Linked DNA regions of Mus musculus: region 2 is linked to region 1. Evidence: chromatin loops called from intact Hi-C (ENCODE). Cell type or tissue: heart. All regions are shown on one strand. Each heading gives the region's core, and the rest is flanking DNA. Links, peaks and the distances in the headings are about the cores only.

Region 1 (5,366 bases), core at 152-5,151:
CTCAGTTTAAAAGGCTTTCTGTAGCTGGGTACCGTGGCACATGCTTTAAGGCCAGCACTCAGGAAGCAAGTAGAGGCAGGCAGACCCCTGTGCGTGTGAGTTCCAGACTAGCCAGGGCTGTATAGTACTCTCAGTCTCAATAAAGAAAGAAGGAAAGGAAGGGAGGAAGAGAGAGAGAGAGAGAGAGAGAGAGAGAGAGACCGAGCAAGCTTTGCAGAGAGCAGTCAGATCTCAAAGCCCCTTGACCTTATCAGGGTCTAATGATGTGATCCTAGGAAATAAATTTATTTATTTATTTATTTATTTATTTATTTATTTATTTATAACGTGTATTTGTGTACCACATGAGTGCAGGAGCCCACAGATCCTCTGGAAATTGAGCCATGGTCTGACGTTAGCTGCCATGTGGGTCCTGGGAACTGAACCTGGGTCCTCAACCGGAGGTGCTCTTAGCCACTGACCCAAGTCTCCAAACCATCAGGCGAGTTCTTTGATCTACCTAAACTTCAGTTTCTCTCCTTTGGCGTAAGAAAAACATCCATCGCAAAGGGCAGGGACAGAGTATACAAGATGGGCAAGTGTGCCTAGCTTGGTGTCAGACACACAGTAGGCTCTCAACAAATATTAATTACATTTGACTCTGGAGAAAAGAAACATATCTGTCTCTAGGGGAAGAGGGTCTAAGAAAAGGATTTCTGACATTATTGCTTCTCCTACCTTTGTCCCTAATATGGTTCTCCCTTGGGTTCTTGCATGTTGGACACAGCCCATATGGCCCAGTCCCTCGGGCAGATAGGGGAAAGATCCTTATTAACCTTAAGCTTATGCCAAAGCAAGGCCCTTTGGAAACTGCACCCAAAGGCCCTACATCTTATCTAGAACATAGGGGACTCTGCATCTATATGTACTGAATGAAAGGAAATGTATGGAATGAAAGGGCATTCTAGTTTTGAAACTGGAAGGTGTTCCAGAATACTGTGAATGCCACCCCGCCCCCCCCCATCCTTTTTCGCTGGAGAGGACTCATTGTCTTCCTCTGTAGGAGGTATTATCCAAACTAGAAAAGGCACTGTTTATTTAGGATGTTTAAAGCTATAAACTTTAAGTAAGAGAAGGCTGTTCTACAACCCATGGGCTTGTCCACAAACGCAGTCCTTACTCCAAGTTGAAGCTGCTTTCTACACCTTGCTGCTGGGCCTCTAAGGTGAGCTCAGACACAGGTCCTCCTCTCTCCAGCCCCATCTCTGGTTTCCTTCTTCCCTGAGCATGTCCCATCCCCATCCCTGCAAACCCACGACCTACGAAAAAATCAGTTCTCTGGCAGAATCAGGTCCCCTGAAGATACTTAGAGCTCCATTATTAATTGAGGGCTGCCAAGGTGGAGTGGAGAGTTCTATCACATCTCCATTTCCCGTTCTATACCCCCAGCAATATCCCAGGAGAAGGAGGCAAACACTAGGCTGTGGGATTCCTACATGAAGGTTTCACTGGGGAGACTGGAGTACAAGCTGTGCCAGCATAGATGGAGAGTGAGTAGCAGCGCTCAGCTATAATTAGTCACCCCCACAGCAGAGCTTGAACAACAGTGAGAAAGGAGGAGGGTCTCCATCGAGGAGGAGGGACCACTGGCTGCCAGAAAGCGGGGAGAGGCAAGGAAAAGCATCTCTGATGGGGGAAAAATGTGTGAACCTGAAGCACAGCCTTCAATGTGAGGGCGGAAAGAGGGAGAACATATGAAAGCACCCAGGGTAGCCAGCACACAGTCAAGATCCAATAAACGCAAGTTTTTTAAACATCGAAAAGAGGAATGTGAATTGGAGGGTGAGGTTGCAAATGGGCTATAGAAGGTGGCAACAGCTTTAAGTGGAGTAGAGAGATATGCTATAGGAAAAGTGGCCTTTTAGCTATCTCAGGAGATATTAAAATCTCAGACTCTTGGCCGTCTCTCCAGGGCAGGAAAATTTCTCAGAACCAGAATGCCTAGGGTTTCCAGGAGAATATCATCCCTTCAGTGTCCCCTTGCGTCCTCATTGCTGACAGGTTTCTGAGAAGCTGGACGTCTGGAGGAGAGGCCTTACTGACGTTTATTGAGGAGAGCTAACTGCAAGGGGAAGGGGAAACTGGGGGAAAGAGTCTAAGGATGGAACGGTGAGAGGAGAGCGGCGACAGGCAGCTCTTAGGAAGGCAAATCCCCTGAACTACCAACCAAGAAGGGAGACCCACAAGAGAGCAGGAAATGGGAGAGAACCCAGATTTGTGGAATTGGAGCCTAAGTCCCCGCACAATGCAAGACGCAAATCTGGAGACCTAGGGGCTTGGGGGCGGGTCCTCTGCGGGCCGCTAGCCTGGCGTGCGGGCGCGCGAACACACACACACACACACACACACACACACACACACACACACACACACACACACTCACCGATTTTGGCTAAGCTGGCCACCAGGATCCACAGGGCCACCAGGTAGGGCGCCTCCACCTCGTGCCACTGCCAGCGGAAGAGCGCCAAGCCTGGAGGAGGCTCACCCAACGGCCCGGACTCCTGGGTGGGTTCTTCTGTGGCCCCCGCCCCCGCCAGGGGCAACCCGGGCAGAAGAAGCAGTGCGGCGCTCAGCATCTTGCTGTCCTCCGGGCACTGCACGGCCGCCGGCCCCGCGTCGCTGCCGCCGCCGCCGCCGCCGCTGCCGCCGCCTACCCGGCGCCCCCGCGTCACAGGCACGTGGGGCTCACTCCCCCCAATCCGAGCTCCGATACCCCCAGGCCAGGTCCGGACCCCGAGACCCTGCCCAGGATCCTAGCAGTTAGGATCCCCTCCTCCATCTCTTCTAGGTTAATCTCATCTCCGGAAATTCCCCAGCATAACCCTCCTAACCCCTCGAGTCCTGAAACCCACTCTTTCGAGTGTGCTCTCCTAAACCGCCTCTCCTCCGGATTCAGAAAGGTGACCAGCCACCGCGTCCCGGAGCACCAAGAAGGACGGGGGTCTCGGGAAGCAGAGACAAGCGCAGCTACTGCAGAACACCGCCCAGCAGCGGGCCACCCGTCCCAGGTGCTCAGGCTGCGGGTCCCAGTGCTAAGCTGAGAAAACCGCAGGGGGCGGTGCGCTGCCGCCTTCCAGCACGATCTCCAAAACCTGGGACCCCCCTACCGGACCACAGCTGCGCACGCGCACTGGGCACACCCAGAAAGCCTAATGGACAACGGTGCTCTCAACGTACCCAGAAACCTCAAGGCCGGGACGGACCCGGCTCTTTCCAGGCTGAAAAGCTGGCTATTCCTCATCTCTCCAGAGCCCAGAGGCGCCGCCTTCCCTTTCCTTCAAACTACAGGGAACTGTTTGCCTATTCCATGGATCTGAGAGGACCTTATGGAATTCCCTTTAAATTAGGAACAACTTGGGGCATTTGACTCATCTCGCCCCAAACCGAAGAATGTCTCCACTTTTCATTCATCACCCAAGCCGAAAAAACATGTGCTACCTGCCTCCTCACAGTGACTCATCCCATTCTTTTTCGAGAAAGAGCACCCGTCCTCTTTTTTTTTGCCCCCACAGCTAAAGGGGACTGAATCCACCTCTTCTTTCAAATATAAAATCTATTTCCACTTCTTATTCCACATTGAAAGAGATTCTTCTTACTGCTTTCCCCAAATGAGAGAAATGCTTTCATTTGTCTTTCAAGCTAGCAATTAGTCCCATCTCGTCCCTTGAGAGTGGCCCAGCTACCCAGATTATCCGAAGAGATTTACCCCCCCCCCCCCATCTGCCCTAAAAATCCTTACAAAGATCCGCTGCAGCCTCGCCCATACCAAATCTAAAGAAAGTCTCCCCGCCCTCTGCTCTGAGGCGGAGCGGGAGCTCGGGTTTTCCCGCCCTCCTAGCAATGGAACTAACGGGATCACCAGCTCTCTGAGTGGCTGGCCCAAGCGCCGCCTCCGGCGGTGGTTAACCCCGAGCGCGCGCTCGCCGCTCAGTCTTGGCTCCACCCCCTTCCTTGGTCCTACCTTCATCTGGCTCCGCCCCTCGAGCCGCGAGCGTCCGGCCCAGCCTGGCCCGGCCCTAACAGCAAAGTTTAGTCGAGTTGAAGTTGCAGCATTTGCAGGGGACACAAGAGGCGTCCAGCGGTAGCCGGTGGCAGAGCCATGGCGGGCGAGGAAGAGCGCGGGGATGGGGACCCAGTATCCGTGGTAACTGTGAGAGTGCAGTACCTGGAAGACACCGACCCTTTCGCTTGTGCCAACTTCCCGGAACCACGCCGGGCCCCCACCTGCAGCCTGGACGGGGCTCTGCCCCTGAGTGCGCAGATCCCTGCTCTGCACCGACTCCTGGGGGCGCCTCTTAAGGTGAGGGGCGCTGCGGAGGTTGAGGTGGGCGGTGGACAGACAGTGCTTCTAGGAGAGAGATCGTCACGGGCGGGTGCTCGCCTCCAGAAAAGTCTCCGGCCGGGGTCCTAAGGTCTATGCTCCTCTGCCTACAGGGGGAGACTCAAGTTGAGGGGACAGTATAGAAGCCAAATGAGAGTTTGTGATTTGTTCCACTCGGGCTTCCCTTGAAAGTTAGGCCCTCCTGAAGAGGTGCTTGGAGTCCCCTCGCTGCCTCTTTGCCAGGGTTGCTGCTGTGGTTGTAGCGGATTGGGGAAGTGGAGTTGGGAAGGGACAGACTTCCACCTGCTCCAGGTAGTCGGGGGCGGGGCCCCAAAGAGGGGCGGGTTTAGGGAGCAATCATAGAAGGGATCGAGGCTACCGGCTGGGTTGGGTCCTTGGAATACAGTCTCTCCAGCGCTGTTGAAGACTGGAGTCCCAGCCAGGATGAGAGGAGTCCCTTGGAAGCGGCCGTGCGCTCATGGGAGGCTGCCCGGGTGGGAAAGCCCTTTGCGTCACCGCCCCCATGGTCCCTTAGGCCCGCCGCTGGTGGCCTACGCCTGGAAGGGAGGGGGTGGATCAGTCTAATTTTAAACCGCTGGCCTACCCTAGTTGCCGACGTTCCTAGGCCGACTTTGCTCAGTTAGAGAGGCATTTTTCCGTATGTCCAGCAGGACCACCCCTCCCCTCCTGCTGGCCTCCCCTCCACCTCCCCGCAGGCATCCCTTTCCGGCTTGCTTTTTCCGGGCCAGGACTCCCAGAGGCATACACACTACCACCCCCCAGGGTTCCTGACCTGCGGGTTAGCTGGGAGCTGTGAGGGAGATGGGAGGGAGTTGATGGGGTGCCACAATTGGGCGCGGGGTTGCGTAAACATGGCCCTTAGCCCCGGGGTCTCCCCTGGAATGTGCCCTAGGCTCCAGGCCTCTAAACTGCATTCCTCGCGTTGCAGCCAGCCCTGCCTCCAAGTGCAGTCAGGAGGGGGTCGGCGAAACTTGGCCTGGGG
Region 2 (5,366 bases), core at 147-5,146, 52 kb after region 1:
GACTCTGGAGTAGATCGTCAGGGGGAGGGACAGGCACAGCCACAGGTGGTGAACTCCAGGCCTCCTTGTTCACTAGCAGCACCTCGATAGGCCCACTCATGCTCTTTAAGTGAATCTGGTACTTCTTCTGGCCATTGAGACCCTGGGGACAAACAGAATTGTAAGCAGGCATGGCTCCTGCTTGCCTGGTTCAGAGCCAGACTGTCGTCCTCCTCATCTGCTAATCCACCTAGATAACCCCAAACTCCAGGCCTCCCCTACCTGCCCCACCCTGAACTTATCAAGCCTCACAGCCAGTATCCACCCTCGGCCGACACCGCCCTGCAGGGATAAGTACCTACCTCTGGGATGGGCACCTCTAGACTGGTGCCCGATGGCGCCCGGATGGCAAGGAGGGTATCTCCTAGAACGACAAGGAGAATGTGTCAGGGCCCATGAGCTCAATTAGAAAGCAAGTGTCTGTTCCTTTCCTGTCTTGTCTGGAGCAGGACTAGAAATCAGTCTCTAAGAGACTGGATATTAAGCCTCTACCTCCCTAGAGCACTGGGTACAGCAAAAATTCTTCTCTCCGCAAAACCTCATGCTCAGAAAATCTAGGTCCAAACACATTTCTTTCTTTCTTTCTTCTTTTTGAGGCAGGGTATTTTTGTGTAGCCTTGGCTGTCCTGGAACTTGCAATGTAGACAAGGTTAACCTCAAACTCAAAGATCTGTTCTCCTCTGCCTCCCAAGTACTGGGATTAAATGTACTATTATATTCTGGAACAAGTCACCAGCCACAGGTACCACCACCTCACTCTTCAAATGATGCTGATCCCTAGAAATAGATGTTCTGACCAAGTTTTTCCAAGATGCAAGATGGAATATAAGATAAAGAAACGAGGGCTGGAAAGATCGCCCAGCAGTTAAGAGCACTAAACTGCTCTTCAAATCCCAGCAACCACATGGTGGCTCACAACCATCCGTAATGAGATCTGACACTCCCTCTTCTGGAGTGTCTGAAGACAGCTACAGTGTACTTACATATTATAATAAATGAGTAAATCTTAAAAAAAAAAGGAACAATTCGTATATACATAGTGGGACTAAGTACAAATTAGAAACAGACACCACCGACCCCTACATACAAGTATGTAAGATTGTGCACACAAGTTACATGTACAAATTCTTTTTGTTCCTCTGTGCCACTATATTGCCCAAGAACCAAACTCAGAGAACACTGCTGATAAGGGCAAACCCAGGGACACACTGGGGACTCTTGTACCCTACAGAGTCCCAGTGACTTCCAAACTGACACCTGCTGCCTGTTTCTCTTTAAGTAGGCATCACGAACCTTCGAGAGCTGGAACTTCTTTTTGGACCATGGGTCCATGACTTAGCTCAGCCCCACCCCCCACCTCCCTCTACCCAGGCTCCGCTCACCAGCAAAGCATCTGCAGATGTCTTCATGAGTCACGTAGGCCAAGGTGTGGGGGTTAAGGAGAACAGCTGAGGCTTTTTTTTGTGCCAGATGGCAGACCACAGAAGAGACCCAATGTTTCAGCCTATGCCTTCCACACAGCCCTCAGAGGAAATTTCTGGAACCTGGGGTCCAGGTGGGTAAGGATCATGGGCTAAGGCTGGAAGAGACTGGAGCCTCCCGTCTGAATCTGACCAGGGGTTGCTGGAGCATTCTTTTAAGAGGTACAGGACCCAGAGCGCCACAGAGCAAAACCAGCTGAGCGCCCCTTGCCCACTCCCCGAGGCAGGGACTGGCAGAGGATATCAGCTGTTCTGGACGTCCTCAGTGACATTCCGGATGCTCTGCTGCACCCACACCTTGTGCTGGTCCAGTTCTTGCTCTCGTTGCTGCAGCTCCTCGATCTCTGCCTTGAGCTCAATCAGCTTGTCAGCGATCTCCCGGGTATTGCAACCTGGCCCGACGCCCCTGAACCATGGGATTGAGAGACTGAGCGTGGGATCCCTAAGATCTCTGGGTGCCAGACCCCAACTCTCTCCTATAAACATCACCATCCCCTCCCAACCCCAACACCCCTGACACTTCTGCCCTCCCCAAACAGCCCACACTCACTTCCACTGGATGCTGTTCTTGGATTTCTTCTCGATCAGACCGATGCCTTCCAGCACGTTGGTGATGTCGTAGATCCGCCGTTTCTGGCGCACAGCAAGAGTGTCGGCTGCCTGGCAGGTAGAACAGAATGGAGAATGGAGCCCCACTCTTAAAAAGTGTGCACCCTGAGATGTTTAGTCTGGAATGGGAGGTAGTCTTATGTCCCAACCCTGGCGTTCCTTCCAATCACTCCGCGAGTGTGTCGGGAAGAGTCTTGGCTTAGCTGTGTTCTGATGCTCGGCTCCCTGTCCTAGTCGCCAAGGGCCACGAGGGCCTGCACCTGCAGCCGGGACCCAGACAGAGCTGAGGCTTAATGGCTTCGGTGAATGGAAACAACCTCCCGCCTCTCTCATCAGGGTGAGAAAGCACACGGATGGCGGCCGGAGGACTCAGTGGGGCCGCCCCGCTGGCTTCCCGCTCCCGGTCCAGGCCTGGTGCCCCCATCTCCCCAGTCGCCCCCTCGGCCCGGAGCGCACCAGCTTGAGGTCAAGCACGCCGTCCTTGGCTTCCTGCAAGAGCGACACGAACTTGGTGGTGAGAAGTCCCAGACTCTTCTCGTGCCGGCTTGGAGTCCCCGGGGGCGGCGGCGCCTGTGGCCCGGCCTCCGCCATCGCGCCCGCCCGCCGCCTCCCCTCAGCCAGGCCAGGCGAGGCCGGCGGCGGCGCCACTTCCGCTTCCGTTCCTAGTCGCCGGGCCACCGGAGCTATCAAGGCTGCTTCCGCTTCCGTCTCGCGCCTTCCCAGGGTATCTGGTGCAACTCCCGTCTGCTGATCCGGACGCAAAACTCCGGGGGACCGTCGGCAAATGTATCATTAGCAAAGGAAACCAAAACAACTCCTTAGGGCAGCTAGGAAACCTGAAAAAATTGTATGGTAGGAAATGGAAGAAGTTAGTGAGCAGTACCGGCAGTTGAGAAGCGAGAACCACCCGACTCTTCCTTGCTAAGCTGCTTCTAGACTACTAACTGCCTGAACATTCCATCCAGGGAAGGGAAGCCATAAGCCACAAGCTTAGCCTATTTGCTTAAAACTTATTCTAAAGGCTTCCCTGATGTTCAGAGATAATTCCTGCTGTTCCTGTTACTTCCTGCCAAAACAGCAAGCACTAACAATAAATAGCTTGCATACTTCTATCTCTTATTTCGTTCCAGCATCATTTTTCGCTGGCCTCCATGCTACATACAGTTCACAGTGGCCAGGAGTCTTATTTCCAACCACTACTTAGTCCATGCAAAGGTGTTTGCCTGCGTGTGAATATAAGCAAAGCCTTTAAGGCATTTTCTGACACATGGGAAGAACTGTGTGTTTGCAAGTCTCATTTATTTTTGCAGTTTTTAAAGGTTTATATTATTATTATCATCATCATCATTATTATTATTGTGTGTGTATGTGTTTATGTTTGTCCACATGTGTGCAGGTGCTCAAGGAGGTTTAGAAGAGGGTGTCAGATCTCTGGGAGCTAGAGTTAACAGGCAGTTATTATTAGCTGCCGTGTAGGTGCTGGGAACTGAAGCCCTGTCCTCTGCAAGAGGAGCAAGTGCTCTGAGCCTCTGAGCCATCTTACCAGCTTGCAAGTCTTATTTATTTTTAACAGTGTTATCACTTATGGTTATGTCTTTATGACGGTCAGTCCCTCTAGGACACAAATTGCCTTCCCCAAATTGATTGATGATTCACACTTGTGAGAAAGCAGACTTCGGAAGCTCTAGTTATAATGGAGCCTGAAGTTGGGGTAGTCTTCCTGAGGTCTTAGCTGTCAACCCTTCTGACAGTAGGAAGTGAGGGTCTATTATGATGGGTGGATTTGGGTGGTGCTCCATTATATCTAGTGTCCTCCCTAGCTCCCCATCACTTACAGGAACAATGTAGCTTTTTGGATCCCTAACTGCCATCTCTCACTATTCTTTTGCCTCACCACATGTGATCTTTCCCCTACCAAGGCATATACCATCTGTGGTTCTCAGACTCGACTGCGGTTTGCTGAGGCTCTACCACATAGGGGGTCATCCTTCAAACCAGCTTGAGGCCAAATCAGCTTTAAATATGCATATGTGTTTCCGGAGTATTTAGAAGTCTAAGGTGGGCTGATCAAGACTTGGTGCTCACCGGGGGAGTCCACAGCTGCCCCCACCCAACAGGAAATGGCGCCCAGCGCTCCCCACCTCAATGCAGATGCTTTTCCTGTTGGGAATAAAGTGCCAGAGACTCAACTTCCTTCCTTTCTGCTTTGAAGGAGGGGCCTTGGGGGAGAAGTAGGGGTTTCTGGGCCGTGAAGTGGGAGAGAGGCTTCCTTGGGGAGAGGAATTTGGCTGCTGGTGCCAAAGGAGCTGGAGTCCCTCCGGTCCCGTGAGCAGTGAGGGTGTGCCCAGCTCTGCAGGAGCGAGAAGGCTACTCTCAAGGCCAAGGCCACTTGCAGAGGAGGGAGAACTGGACACCGGTCAGATCTGGTAAGTTCTGTACCAAACTATCCTGGGCGTTACAGAGCAGGAAAGGGGACTTACAGTTTTGCCTATTTGCATAGTCCAAGCCAGAGGACTGAGGCCTCCCAGGTATCCCCTTCTTACTTCCTGAAGGGGGTAGGCAAGGACCCTGCTCCTCTTTCTCAGCGGAGCCCAAGGAACATCCGCTCTGCCTGATCTCCTCCAGGCACTCGCTCCCACTCCTACCACATCGGCAGCAGCTCTAGGCAAACTATGGACAGCAAGATACAGCCCACACTTCGTCCTGGTATGAGCCTCGTTGGCTGGGCTTGGGGAAGGATGATGTCAAGACAAATGGGAATTAGTGGGGTTGGGTTTTCCCGTCAGGTCTAGCTAGAGCTCTATAGGATTGCCAAGAGTGGGGCTGTCCCGAGGAAACAGAAGAGCAGCAGGTGCGTTAGCCACAGGCCCTCCCTGACTGACACAACCAACCCCAGGATCTTCCTGCCCAAGGCCTGAGTGGCCAGAGCAGGAGAGGGCCGAACAGCTGGCTCGGGGTGCAGCACTCAAGTGGGCTTCAGGCATCTTCTACCGGCCAGAGCAGCTGACCAGGCTGGGCCAGTACCGAAGCCGTGAAATACAGCGTAACTATTCCCTGGAAGCAAGAATTAAGGTGGGTGAGGAGCAGGAGTGTTAGACTGGGCTGGAGGGCTGGCCAGGCCTTAGGAGCGGCTACCTCTCTCCACAGTCAGTGGTGCAGTCCTACCTGGAAGGTGTGCAGACTGGTGTGTGGCAGCTGACCCGAGCCCTCGAGGCTGTGCAGGGAACTCGTGAAGCT

What was found. A loop is a pair of places that touch in the nucleus more often than their neighbours do. Peaks named below come from ENCODE experiments on the same cell type or tissue, not always from the same donor. Only the 100,000 strongest peaks of a DNase experiment are listed, where the experiment ranks them.
Region 2: a loop joins it to region 1, with 2.4 times the contacts of the local background. A loop is called at or near these places in 3 of 42 quality-filtered maps.

What each region holds. Positions count from the first base shown.
Region 1 is chr8:105,346,629-105,351,994 of GRCm38, reverse strand. Fhod1 (formin homology 2 domain containing 1) reads left to right here and starts at 4,025. Exons shown (of 22, transcript NM_177699.4): 1 at 4,025-4,342. The coding sequence starts at 4,142. It overlaps Slc9a5 (solute carrier family 9 (sodium/hydrogen exchanger), member 5), which reads right to left and starts at 3,737. Exons shown (of 16, transcript NM_001081332.1): 1 at 2,423-3,737. The coding sequence starts at 2,618. Gm46049 (a long non-coding RNA gene) reads right to left here. Exons shown (of 4, transcript XR_003947441.1): 3 at 5,157-5,366; 4 at 4,339-4,920. In heart, for the core only: CTCF peaks have their summits at 3,099 and 4,451; DNase peaks (open chromatin) are centred at 2,694, 3,114, 3,944 and 4,944; H3K4me3 peaks cover 3,829 bases; H3K27ac peaks cover 3,071 bases.
Region 2 is chr8:105,295,095-105,300,460 of GRCm38, reverse strand. Exoc3l (exocyst complex component 3-like) reads left to right here and starts at 4,348. Exons shown (of 14, transcript NM_177788.5): 1 at 4,348-4,555; 2 at 4,755-4,835; 3 at 5,026-5,201; 4 at 5,277-5,366. The coding sequence starts at 4,802. E2f4 (E2F transcription factor 4) reads right to left here and starts at 2,798. Exons shown (of 10, transcript NM_148952.1): 1 at 2,586-2,798; 2 at 2,071-2,180; 3 at 1,765-1,926; 4 at 1,422-1,465; 5 at 342-403; 6 at 1-142. The coding sequence starts at 2,720. In heart, for the core only: no CTCF peak of the experiment used is centred there; DNase peaks (open chromatin) are centred at 1,605, 2,790, 4,390, 5,060 and 1 weaker place; H3K4me3 peaks cover 4,277 bases; H3K27ac peaks cover 2,999 bases.